Regions from separate parts of the Mus musculus genome. Here region 1 is linked to region 2. A link is a contact called in ENCODE POLR2A ChIA-PET data. All regions are on one chromosome and are shown on one strand. The core of a region is the stretch at or near the end of the contact, and the rest is flanking DNA. Distances in the headings are between cores, read along the strand shown.

The links. ChIA-PET counts read pairs that join two places held with the same protein, here RNA polymerase II (POLR2A).
Region 1: POLR2A ChIA-PET joins it to region 2 with 10 read pairs in embryonic stem cell. The contact joins the promoter of Rab29 here to the promoter of Fam72a in region 2. POLR2A ChIA-PET finds 5 or more read pairs at or near these places in 4 of 5 experiments (Patski and embryonic stem cell).

What each region holds. Positions count from the first base shown.
Region 1 is chr1:131,865,432-131,872,132 of GRCm38, reverse strand. Rab29 (RAB29, member RAS oncogene family) reads right to left here and starts at 4,856. Exons shown (of 6, transcript NM_144875.2): 1 at 4,723-4,856; 2 at 4,358-4,614; 3 at 2,129-2,200; 4 at 1,272-1,453; 5 at 1-66. The coding sequence starts at 4,481.
Region 2 is chr1:131,523,062-131,529,774 of GRCm38, reverse strand. Fam72a (family with sequence similarity 72, member A) reads right to left here and starts at 1,872. Exons shown (of 4, transcript NM_175382.4): 1 at 923-1,872. The coding sequence starts at 1,074. Srgap2 (SLIT-ROBO Rho GTPase activating protein 2) reads left to right here and starts at 2,414. Exons shown (of 23, transcript NM_001081011.2): 1 at 2,414-2,542; 2 at 4,182-4,837. The coding sequence starts at 4,771.

The sequences.
Region 1 (6,701 bases), core at 3,607-6,106, 340 kb before region 2:
GAAGCCATTCTCTTTACTGAACTGGTCGATCTGGTCCCGGCTCACTGCCCAAGGGGACAGATCACTCTGACAAAAATAAAATACATTAAGTTATAACACTGTAACCTTCATAGGAGTCTGTGAATTTAGAACAGATTTTAACCAATGCTGAGACCCCCAACATCTAAAATCTACAGTCAACATTCTTCCTTTAAAAAGGCTAGAGAGATGGCTCAGTGGTTAAGAGCACTGACTGCTCTTCTGAAGGTCCTGAGTTCAAATCCCAGCAACCACATGGTGGCTCACAACCATCCATAATGAGATCTGATGTCCTCTTCTGGTGCGTCTGAAGACAGCTATAGTGTAGTTAGATATAACAATAATAAATCTTTAAGCTGGAGTGAGTGGGGTCAACAGGGGCTGAGCTGGAGTGAGCAGAGGTCCTGAATTCAAATTCCCAGCAACCACATGATGGCTCACAACCATCAGTACAGCTACAGTGTACTCATACATAAAATCAATCAATCAATCAATCAATCAATCAATCTTTAAAGAAAAAAAAAGATCACTCTCACTTTCAGGGATATAGAGTTGGCTCGGCAGCTAAGAGCAGTGGCCGCTGGGCTGGTGAGTTGGCTCAGTGGGTAAGAGCACCCGACTGCTCTTCCGAAGGTCCGGAGTTCAAATCCCAGCAACCACATGGTGGCTCACAACCATCTGTAACAAGATCTGATGCCATCTTCTGGAGTGTCTGAAGACAGCTACAGTGTACTTATATATAATAAATAAATCTTTAAAAAAAAAAAAAAAAGAGCAGTGGCCGCTCTTTCAGATGAAGAACATCACTTACATGTCAACATGTCAGCTCACAATGTTCTGTAACTCCAGACCCATGAATGTGACACCCTCTTCTGACCTCCTGAGGTGCCACACACGGACACACACACATGGTACACAGATATACATGTAGGCAAAGCACAAAATTGGGGGGAGGGGAGAAAACCATTTTCTCAAAATCTCTTTAAAAGAAAGAGGAGACAGCTCTTCCAACTTGAACAGAACAAACAGGCAGGCTGATATGTTGGTGGCTAGGCATGGGGCACTAATTACAGCACCTGGGCAAGAGAAGTGGGGTTGTTGGTTCTAGGCCAGCCCTGGTGGGTGACACGGGAGCTATCTTTAAAAACTAAATAAAACAGGGTAGACATGCTCGGAAACACAGGGTCTTTTAGATACCTTTACTCTGGCCACTGATAGATGCCAGGGACTATTTACTTAAACTGGCCACACACCTTGTTGGCCAAGAGCAGGCAGGGCACTGGCTCCCCACTGGGTAGTGTGAGCTTGCTGTCCAGATCCTGTTTCCATCTTTGGCTGTTGCTGAAAGTAGTGGCATTGGTGACGTCAAACATAATAACACAGGCAGAAGCATCTCTATAGTAGAGTCGTGTCATGGATGTGAAACGCTCCTGCCCTGGAGAGAAGTGAGAGCTCTCATGGAGGTGATTCTGAAGGTGAGCACCCTCTGATACCCTGAGTACCCTTCCTTCACCGGAGGTAGGACATCTGCATATATGGTATTGAAGGCCCCACCCCTTCCTTCCCCTCTGACCCTTTGATTAGCCACTGCAGAGTTTGTATCCAAACTGTGATGTCCAAAACCCTGTCTGCCACTTGCTAACTGTGTGACTTTAAGAAGATCCAGTTGAGGACTTCAGATGTGTCATGTGTAGAGTAAGATAAAGGCTTTCACAACAGGGCTAGTGAACCAGTAAATTTGAAGTATGAAGAGCAGCCTATAACAAGGGTTCATCATTATCACTGCCTCTATTTGCTGGAGATCTTGTTTCTCAGTAAAGTCGGCTGAAGATCTGGCGCCTCCTCTGCCACTGGGGGACATCCACCTCTGGGTCATCCACCACCTTAGAGGCTTTCCACCCACGCACAGATGGCACTATGTCTCTTTGTCTTTGGAGCAATATGTCTCCAAAATCATCCCAAAAGCTCAGAGCAGCTCAAACTTGTAGCTTCAGGGGGAAAAAAAGTCAGCTTTGCCATTCCATATTCATTCCCCCCTCCCCCCGCCCCCCAAACAGCTTGCTGGGTAAATAATTTCTCCCCTTGTTACTGCCTGGTTTTCCCATTTTACCTGCAATATCCCAGAGCTGCAGCCGCACCATCTCTGAGTCAGACCACTGGAGAACCTTGAGAGCAAAATCCACTGAAAATATATGAATATTGTACTTTAACAAAAACATGTCTTTACGATGGTTCTGAGAGTGAGATGAAGGCATTTGTGGCTAACCCTGACAACCCAAGTTAAATCCCTATAGCCCAAGCCTATAAACTGGCTTCTGACTTCCACAAGTATGTCACAGAATACATGTCCACACACACACACACACACACACACACACACAGTAAATGGTTTTTTTTTTTTTTTTTTTTTTTTTTTTTTTTTTTTTTTAGTCCTAGCACAAGCTCAGATCAAATAAATATACAGTGACAACCCCAGGATCACAACACTCCAATTAGGTTTAAACCTTCTGGCGATGGAGAGGAGCCCCCATGGTACATTTGTGTTGGGACACATAATCCGTACTCTCCAAACGGTCTTCAGTGTTTTCTCCTCTCTCAGATCAAATTATTTCACACTGATTATCTCCTTGGCTAGGATCAAGAAAGTTATGGGCATGGTTATGACCATTATTCCTGTTCTCAGGTTAAATGGTTTCTGGGATGTTTTTTAAGTGGGGGGTTCTCAAGGAAAGAATGGTGGGGGAGATGGAGGAAAGGAAGGTAAGGTGGTTAGCTTTGTATCTTCCATCTTAACTTCACTGTTAGTATCTAATCAAACAGTATTATGAGAAAATACAGTGAAAACCTCTGTATCCTCCTTAAGGCTATGGTATATGTCCAGCAGGTACTGGTTAAATGAACAAGATGGCAGAGGTTGAGACATGGATGCTGCTTAAGAGCTGTGCTGAATCCCCCACGGGTCTGCAGATGCTGAAACTCCATGAGGTTGGACTGAACAGCTATTCCAGGGGAACCTCCCAAAGTCGGATAGTAGAGCCTAGCTCCAACTTGAGATCCTCCTGCCTCAACCTCTTGAATGCTAGAATTAAAGGTAGAGACAACCACACTATGCTGGAAAAGCTACTTGTTAAGGAGAAACACAGAATAATTTCAGTTCAGAAACATATTCTTTCTTCTACATCTGTGACAGAAGTGAAAACGAGGGAGAATTTATAATAAACATTGGGAAAAACAAACAAAACTTGCCAGAATCAGTATGTTCATACTGTCGGAAAACAGTCCACTGGTAAAAATTAATTCACAGGACATTTTTAACCCAAAATCCATGAAATAAGGACTTGTATTTAGGAGTGGTGGGCAAAGTAGTCAGGAAACAGTTTTTGAAATATTCTATAAAGTTTTCATTTCAAAGAAAAGAGTTAATAAAAAAACTTTCACATGTAAATCTGTGTTGGTACAAATGTAATTTTATGTGCTGGGCGTGGTGGCGCATGCCTTTAATCCCAGCACTTGGGAGGCAGAGGCAGGCAGATTTCTGAGTTCAAGGCCAGCCTGGTCTACAGAGTGAGTTCCAGGACAGCCAGGGCTATACAGAGAAACCCTGTCTCAAACAAAACAAAATAAAAAAAACAAATGTAATTTTATTCTTTCACATTACTGTAACCTTGTTAACTACCTTCTCCTTGTGGTGGTGGTGGAGGTGTGTGTGTGTCTGTGTGTATCTGTGTCTGTGTCTGTGTGTTTGGGGTAGACAGACCGACAGGTGGACAGTTCAGCAGAGTCCAAAGGCCACACTGGGAAAGAAATGAATTTACTTTTAGTGCTTCTTTCTCTCTTCCTCCCTGCCTTCCCCAGTGCAAGAGAAGACGACAGGCCACTCGAGGGTATTTCACATTCTTTCGTGAATTCCTCACATTTCCCACTCAGTTCACTAATGACACCATAGGGCTCATCAGACCTGACCGGAATCTGTCCTCCAGTCTTCCCCACACCTCTGACTGCTTAGCTCCTGGGCTTTCCTCCTAAGGTAACGGGGTTCTTTCCTCAACACCCGTCGGATGCTGGTAGGAAGCAGGGTAACTGCCCCAGCCTGCACTTGAACCGGGACTCAGCTGACTTTGCTGACTGGAGAAGTTGCTCTGGGCAGCGCATGGCTGCGGGAGGGCTCTGCTCTCTGCGGTGAATAGTCCCCGGCTCAGACCCCTTCACCATCTCTCACCTGTATACTTTGGCCCTATCTTTGTAGGTAGGCTGGGGACCCCTTAGAGGCAACCTCGGTACCCAGAGGCTACCGGCTGCGAGCCTCGACCCCTGCTCCTAGTCACCCGTGACCGCTCACCTCCCACGGTGGACTTGTAGTGCTTGCTGAAGCTGTCCTGGGAGTAGCGCTGGACCAGAGACGTCTTGCCAACGGCGGCGTCCCCCACCACCAGCACTTTAAACAGGTGATCTCGGCTGCCCATGGCTAGTGGTGGGGAGAGGTTTTTTGATAGTTTGTTTTTCCGGGAAGTCGCTTATTTCAACCCCTTTGGCTCCCGGGTTCTCTTCCAATTGAAGTCAGGCATCTCCACCCTCGGTTGGTTGAAGCTTCTCTGACTGGAAAGCAGAAAAGGAAACTTTTGCACTCGGCCTGTGCGCGCTTCCTCCCCGCGCGGCCGCAGCCTGGGTGGGGCGGGTACCAGCTCGACCCTCCGCGATTGGCACCTTCCTTTCAGGGACCTCCGAGTCGCTCGCCAGCATTGAACCGTGGCCAGCACCTTGCTTAGAGAAGTACAGATGACTTAGACCCTTTCTCGGACCGCACACACAAAATTGAGGTTGTGCAGAGTCCTTGTCCGGTCCCCGTCCTGCCACTGGCGGCGCACTTCCCAGTCTTCCGTCAAAAACGTTGTGAGCCCCACTGCTCGGAGAACTACATTTCCCAGTGTGCCTCTTGGTAAAGCGACCAGACCAGTGTGGCGACTTGCCACGTACACTCTTGGGAAATGTAGTTTCCTAGCTATCTTGAGCAAATTTACATAAAAGTTTTAAGGTTTTCAAACTTTAAAGAATTTAGAAATCTATTTAAAAACAATTCTAAAGTTTGGCGTCGAAGCACAGGTTTGCAATCCAGGCCTTGGGGAGATGGAAATAGGAGGATCATAAAACCCTAGTTCATCCATCGTCTTCTGCAACAAGTGTGTTCAAGGACCCCTAACCCCACCACTTCCTCTCCCCAGAGCAAGACAAGAGATTGGAAGCAACTTTGGGTCACCCTGAACTACGTAGACCATGATCTCTCCTGTCTAAATCTTTCCCCCAGATGTTTTCTTAAAATCACATTTTAAAGATTTCTAGACGGCCTTTCTTATTAGCCATATTTTAAAGGTTTTATAACACAAAGATAAATGTCCAAGTTCCAAGTGAAGTCCATTTCCTGTTGTCTTAACTACAGAGTCAAATCTCGAGCCTTGTAAAGACAAGGTCAAATTTTCCATATGACCAATAACAGGCACATTTGGGGACATTTGACCCAAAAGATCAACCTTTTAAAAAAAATCTATGTCAAAAGTTACAACACTTAATAACTAGCTATAGCAATAACAATGCAGAATAAACAAGAGATAGTTCCTCATTGACACTTCCACATTTCTTACACCAGCCACGCATAGCGTTTGAGCACCAGGACATTTCCTTTTGTTGCTGCTATTAATTCTGAATACTCATAAAATGATTGGCAAATATTTTTACTTTTCCTACCTGTAATTTTTCTGTCCTGCCTGTCCTTTAGCTAGAAATTGTGGCTAGTAGAATAAGCTTCACTTTTTTCCCCTTTTGGCTGTTTTGTTGTTGTTTGTTTGTTTGTTTGTTTGTTTTTTGTTTGAGAGAGGATTTTCTGTAGCCTAAGTTGGTGTCAACTTCTGACAGTAGACCATAGAACTTGTGGTTCAATTGTAACAACATCCAGTTTTGTAGTTTTGGAGAGTAAATCCAGGCATGCTAGGCAAGTCCTCTACCATCGGAGCTACATCTCCAGCCCTCCTCCTCCTCCTCTCCCTCCTCCTTCTCCTTCTCTTCTTTCTTTTTTCCTTTCGACAGAGTCTATGTAGCCCAGGCTGGCTTTGAGCTCCAGATCCATTTGCTTCTGTTTCTGCTTCTACTCCCTCCACTGGAATGCATGCACACAGTATGCAGCTTTGTGTGTGTGCTCATGTGCGCAAGCTCGTACACATTTGGGGCTGGTTTCTTCCACTACTCTCTCCCTTCCTCTCTCTTAAAAACTGGAAATTTAAAGTTAGTAAACAAAGTAATACCTTCCATTACAACATTTCCATATAACTCCCCCCCCTCGATGTTCTTTGTTCTAATCACCACGTTTGCCAGTCCTCTCTCCTCCACTCACCTTTAAGGATTGCGTTAGTTGTTACTGCTTTGCCATTGTTCAACACTCTTTGGCATTTATTGCCTTGTGCTTCTGTGCTGCTGTTTCTTCTGGTGATCACTTTTTAAATTTTCTTTTCTGGGATCTCCCTATCCTATCCCTTTAAACATTTCCTAAGGATTGGTCTCTGGGTTAATTATTCTATAGTCTTTAAGTCATGGCTTCAAGTATATCTGTTTTCACTTTATTTGTTCTTTATATATATATTTTTTGTTTTTTGTTTTTGTTTTTGTTTGTTTGTTTGTTTTTCGAGACAGGGTTT
Region 2 (6,713 bases), core at 623-3,122:
CACTTCCCAGCACCCATATCATGAAGCCCACAACTGTCCAAACCAGAGGACCTTCCATCTCTAGCCTGGAGAGTACCTTCCATATCCACCCCTCCTCAAACATACACACAAGTACACAGAGTGACAAAATAATAAGATAAATCTTAAAAATCAATGCATTCACTGATCCACACCCATCTTGGCACATGAATCCACTGTGATTATAATTCCAATAGAGAAAAACAAGCAATACAGAAAACCTGATTCTATGCTAGACTCCAACATGTAACAACCCAACCTGAGACTTCCTTATGACCACAGTTTTATGTTGAAGAGATAGAATATTTCAGATTTTTACGTGAGCATATCTAACTAAAACAACATTGGGATCATAGAACCTTTGGGACATTTGGTTTTACGGTTTTATTATCTACTGCTATTTCGTTATACAAGTGCACCTACACAAACAAAATAACACCTCATTTACCTTGGTAATAAATGATGACTACCTAAGCAAATTCACAAAATATTTCAAAGGGGTGCAGAGGCTCTATGTATAGTTTTACTTCCTTATGTTTTAAAATGCTCAAGTTTGCTATCTTTATTAACCATGAATTTCACTTTAAATGAATCATTACACACTTCTTTCCAAGTGGCTGTTAAAGACTTGCTTCAGTGAGGAAGGGTGTTTGGACATGGCATTGAGCCTTAAGAGTCAACATAAGGGATGCACAGACACATGACTCTAAGGGCCTGGAAGAGTGACCTCAGTACTGACCACGCTGGGCAAACCACAGGCTTTGTCCAGACAGTCTGCCCACTTAGATAAACTCCAAGGGAATCATCAGACTGGTGGGAGTGGCTAGAACACCAAATGATAACCTTGACTCCCAGGGACCCATGCCATCCACTGTCCAGCTAAAGGGCCACCCGTCAGACTTACTTGGTAGGAGGGATGTCTGTAGAGAAAAGGTCTATGTCAGTATCAGCCAGCAAAACAGCCTTCATTCCCCTAGAGCTGAGAACTTGTTTACAGAATTTGCAACACAGGATGGATACGCATCGGTCTTTGAAAGTACAGTTGTTGGTAGACATAGCGTCCCACGTTGAAAGAGGTGCAGAATTTTGAAAGGGGAAACTTTGATTTCCTCAGGCTAACAATCAAGACGGAAGGCCTCTCGTTCTCTACGCTCTAAAACTGGGAAGAGAGTCCTATTTTCCTGGTGGAAAGGGAAACTTAGTATTTATTGAGTAGGAAGAGCAAATTTTACTTCCTTTTGACTTGGGGAGGGAAGGGAAATGGAGTTCAAGGTGGGGAGAGACAAGTGGAGTTGAAGGGAAACTTCCGCAACAGGTTTAACTTTCTCTGGTCTTCAAGAATCTTCTACTCTTCAGCTCCGACCCCGGCTCCGGAATTGGGCGATTTCCCAGTTCCCAGCGGGCTTCTTCCCTTTAAAGCCTCGCCTCTCTGACCACTCCCAGCGCGAGCTCCGCCCGCAGAGCGCTCCAATTCTTGCTCAGCTCCACGCGGCTTCTTCGTAGGATTCAACGCCCCTCAGCCCTTTCCACGCGGGCTCTGGCCCCGTCCCGCTCCCTCTTCTCGGAGCTCGCCCGTGGGCTTTCTCCCTTGCACCACGGCTCTCGGCGTCCTCTCCCGGCCGAGCTCTCGCACTTGCGGCCCGTAACCCGTAAGGTCTCTTCCACAGCGGTCGCTCCGAAGTGAGCAGCGGTGTAGCGAGGTGGAGGGGAGAAGCCTCGGAATAGGCTCAGTTCGCGCTGCAGTCAGTCAGCGAACACGCCGGGTTTTGCTCTTTCTTCCGCTTTCTCTGCTTTTTCTAACCCGCTGTCAGTTTGAATTGCCTGCGCCGAGCAGGGATTGGGAGGACTAGAATTTGCCCCAGACCCACATTGGAAGGCCAAGGGCCTTCTCCTGACGTGAGCTCAGAGGCCACGCCCCAGTAACGGTGCCGATATCAGATCGGCTCTCTGATTGGTTAATATTAGCTCAGCCCCTAAGATCATTGGCCAGCATCTGCTCGGCTTAAACCCTCCCCCCTGTGAACTTGGAAGACACACCCCGAGTTTCTTATTGGTGGATACACTAAGGTCCAGGCCGTTCTCTACTATTTATTGGCTGAACTTCCCTCCTCCCTTTCCCGGTCCGATTGGTCCCGTCTTCTCTTGAGAGTTTGTGTTTGGCTGTCGCTTCCATTTTATCCCGCCCATCAGCTTTACTTTAGGCTTCCACAGGCCGGGGAGGAGCTCACTCTAGGACTGCGCCTAGGCAGCTAGTGTTCGCCACACCTCTAAGTTTCGTCAGCCCCGCCTCTACTCCTGGCGTCTATGGATCAGTTGTTCCTATTGGCTATAGTCCCCGTCAGTCGCTATTAGGCGGGCGGTGATTGGCAAAGGGGTGGGTTCAGCTTCCCGGCGGGGTCTTGCGGAGTTGGCGGAGTCTCCTTAGGGAACTGGGGGGCCGAACTGCGTAGAAGAGGGTGGCGGGGAGGAGAACGCTAAGTGGGAAGCGGAACCTTGGGCCTGGGACCGGTCGCGGCAGAGCCAGGTAAAGGCTCCTTCTCCCCTTCCCTCCCCGTACGCCCGGCTGCTGCTGCTCTGACTGAACAAACCGGGACTGGGCGGGTGGACGCGTTGCGGATGCTGCTGCTTTCGGCGCCGCCTTAGCCGTGTCGCCGCCCGCGGTCCTCATACCGCCCTCCCCGGCCCTCCAAATCCCCCAGTGCAGCCCATAATACTTCTCGGGACTGTTCATCTCTCCGCCCATCCCTGCACTGCCGAGGACGGTCCTCACGCGGCGACACCGCCCTCCCGCAGCCCCTTTGCACACGGTTGGCCGGGTCCACCTAGGGGCCTCGCCGTAACGGTCCGCTGGTCTCGTCCCTGGTCTCCTAGCCTTGGCTGCCAGCCCAGGACCCGGAAAGATGGGGTGTTCCTCACGGCTTGCAGGGTGCTTTCTCCGTCCAGCCCTCCAGTCTGTCTCCCAGGGCTTCTCCACCCACTCTGATACCCAAACCTCATGCGGGTCCCGAAAGTTGCCAACATCCTACACTTCACGTTGCAGCGGTCCACCGCGGTTTCCCTCACTGCCTCGCCCCCAAAGCCGTCCTCTCGGCGCCCTCTCTGGTCGTCCAAGCTTGGGCGGCTCGAGCTGGCCCGGGCTCTCTCCTGCCTCAGGACCCCACCTCACGCCCGCCTCCTGCTTCCTGTCCTCCCGCACCGCGCGGCCTCTGCTCGCTCTTCCTGCGCGCGGCCCTTCCTCCAGCCGCCGGGAGTAGGCGACACTGCCTGGAGCCGCTTGTGCGCCGGCGGGGACAGGGCGGCCTAGGAGGCAGGGGCCCGCCGCAGCATTGGAGCTCTTCCCTCAGCCTCCTTGCCGCCGCCTCTCGCGCCTCCCGGAGCGACTCTCACTGATGCCTCCCACCCGACTGGGATTGGGTGCGGTATTTGTGATCCCTAGGCTTGGGGGACAAAAAAAATACTGGGGGGGGGGTGCCATTTAGAGTCACTCTCATACCTGGCTTGGGGAAGGCTACCGCCGCCTGCCGCCTCCCATCTCCGGGTTTTCCCGGTTTAGACCCTCGCCTCTAGCTCGTTTCCTGCTTCTGCCGACCACATTGTTTTCCTGGATGTCCCGTGCGGAGCGGGCCCTTCCTGCAGCGTCCCCCCTCCACCCCCCTCACCCCCCTCCCCGGTTTTGCTGCCAGGAGAAGCTAGTTACCAAAAACAAAACAACTGGGAGGAGGGGTGGCAGGGGAAGAAAAGTTGTGCCCATCTGGTTGTCCCCTCTGGTATGGATCCTGTAGATGTCTGGGAGGTGCCCCAGCCGGAGGTCAGGGGCCGCGTCGCGGGCTAGGCGGGAGGACCCCTCTTGGGCTAGCAGGGTTGGGAAAGCGCCGAGGTGCCGCAGTCCCCACCCGCAGCTCAGCTTTCCCGCCGCAGTCTCCGCCCGGAGCACGCGCTGCCGGCTGCTCCAAAGTGTTCTCTTTCTGCCTTAAAACCTGGAGGGAACATTTTTCCTCCCTACATTGATCGCCACGCCGGGTCTTCGGGCGGAGCGGGCGTTGTTAGGCCAAGATGAATGGGCCAAAGCTGGACTTGGAGTGTCATCCCCGACCCCACCCCTGTTGCGATTAGGATCTTCCCTCCGACTGATCGCCCCCTCCCCCCTTTTCTTGCATTTACAGGCTAGTGAACCGGAGCAAAGACTTCCGACCCACTCTGCGCTGCAGCGGCACCCTTTTGGGATTTGATTTGCAGAATCTTTGAGCTGGTAACACACACACACACACACACACACACACACACACACACAATCCCGCGAAGAACGCCTAGCCCTCCTCTGGCACCCCAAGACAAACCCACTCCCTCCTAGGGACACAGCTGGGCGCGTCCACACCCCCGCATCCCCTACACCATGTTGTGCGGAAGGACTTCCACTCCCAGCCTGTGTCGTTGATGTCAGACCCCAGGCCAGCCTCCGGGCGCTGCAGTTCTCCTGGTTAATGCTGCGGTTGTGGTTAGGGCTTTAGTACTTAAGCCAGCCGCCGCCGCCCCCCACTTCCCCACCCCCGGCCTCAGCGCCCACAGTCTGCATGTGTGTGCAGTAGCCGGCTGCCCATCCCGCCGCTCGTGTTCTCCTGGAGCTCTGGATACCACCGCGGGGCATTTCTCTGCCTGTGGGAGAAGTGGCCTTGGAGGCATTGATATCAGTGGTTGGATTTTTCCCGTGGATCTATCAATTCACAATTCGGATTTGGAAGAAAGAAGGAAAACATGACGTCTCCAGCCAAATTCAAAAAGGATAAGGAGATCATCGCAGAGTACGATACTCAGGTCAAAGGTAAGGATTTTGAAAATTAGCATAAAGCATATGTTCTGCGGACTGGTGAAGCATGCGTTTCCACCCCAATTTTCAGGGCGTTTGTTTCTTGGGTGGAGCAGGTGGTAAGTTGACCCCAGAGGTGGTTTCATAGGTGGATCAGCAGTGTCAGGGGCCATAGGCACTAGAAGAGGGCTTTAGGAATATCTTTGTGGGGCTGACCATTAATTTGGCAGTTTTTTCCCAAAGGCTGGGCAGGGTGGGGGAGGGGCAGGAGGTTCTCCGGGGAGAGAGAGAGAAAAAAAGCTGCTATTTGCCTTTGGGTGTCTTGAGTCAAGCTTCCTTGAAGGACAGCTGAAATCTGACAGGTGTTTGGACATTTATTTCAAAGGTTGTAGAGAAGCCCAGGTGGAAAGGCAACCTTGGGAAGGGGAAACCATTTGGAGAGACCTGGGAGAGGTGGGGTTTTTCTGGTACTGTATTAAAGCTTGAGATTTGCCAAGACACTGAATTCAGGAAGTCCCTAGCCATATTGGGTGTACCTAGTACTTGTCTGGCCCGTGGTCACCCTGCATACAATCAAAGATCACAGACCAGAAAGAATAAGGCCATCCAAACTGGTTTCCACCCCTCACTTAAACCTTAACAGAGTTAGGCTGTTAGGTTCTCAGAGTGGTGCTGAAACTGGAAAATAGGAAGACATAATTGTTTAACCCTTCTGCGTTGTTGCCCTCTGCTCCAGAATACATGCTTTTTAAAGGTCCATTTCCTTTCAGCAAAAACGTGAAGGGATAAGGCAGAATGTGGACCTGGAGAAATCAAGTGTTGTCTCCTCATCTAGTCCACTGCTTAAATTGGCTTCTCAAATCGAAACCTATACCCACATGGCTTTCCCTTCTCGGGCATTTCCCTTAGGAGGTGTCATGCCAGTGAAGGAGCCCTAGTCTGTGTTTGTGCAAGGCACTGCCCCTTTCTGACCAGTCACTGGGAAGAGCCATGTGGCTACAGTTCATTGAGACCTTAGCTGGGAAGTGGGAGAGGTGGGTGGCCTTGAATGTTAAACCACATGGTTGGAACTCTGGGTTTTTCCTTTGTTTCAGAGTAGAGAGGGAGGGGCCCCTACTCCATTCCCTGCACCAATGCAAGGAGACCTTTTTCTATCTTAGAGGACTTGGTAAAGACCATGTCTCCCCTCTGATGATTGCCTTGGATGTGGGTTAGAGGGAGAGTGTGAAATGGGTAGTCCCTTTTATCTCTTAGAAGGTTGAAAGGCAGTTTGAAGTCATCATTGTGTCTTCAGGATTTTTTTTTAGAATATATATTATCAGTTTGGTCAATGCAGGAGATGCCCTAAGGGACCTTCAATCCATTTGACTGCAAATATTGGTCAGATTTATTACAAGAATGGGGTAGTTGAATGCTGAGAGCTCCAGTTGGATTGGAATTGAGAGAGGTGTGGTTGTGAGTTATAACTGAGGTCCTGGCCTCTTGTCATTATTCATAATCCCAGCCTGTTTTTGTAAACAATGGCCACTGGCCTCTATGTCCTGTCCAGATGCAGCACATTCTGCTCTTGTAATGCACTCCCTGTGGTTTTAGCCAGATATATCATTGAAAAAATACATCCTATTCTTAACTGTTGCCATAGGGAGTGTTAATAACTTTGTCTTTCCCAGGTGGTTCTCCATAAGCACACATTTGACTAAGATGAAAAGTGATTTTTTTATATGTTGGTGATTTTTTTTTTTAAGGTTCAGGGCTAACAGGTATCAGAATTTGCTGATTTTTTAAAAATTGGTAATAGGCTTCTTATGAGTGTCTCAAAAATTAAGTACTTTGCGTATTTACAAATATTGCTCATTGAGATGATGTAATGCACTTAGCTATTTGGAGTTTC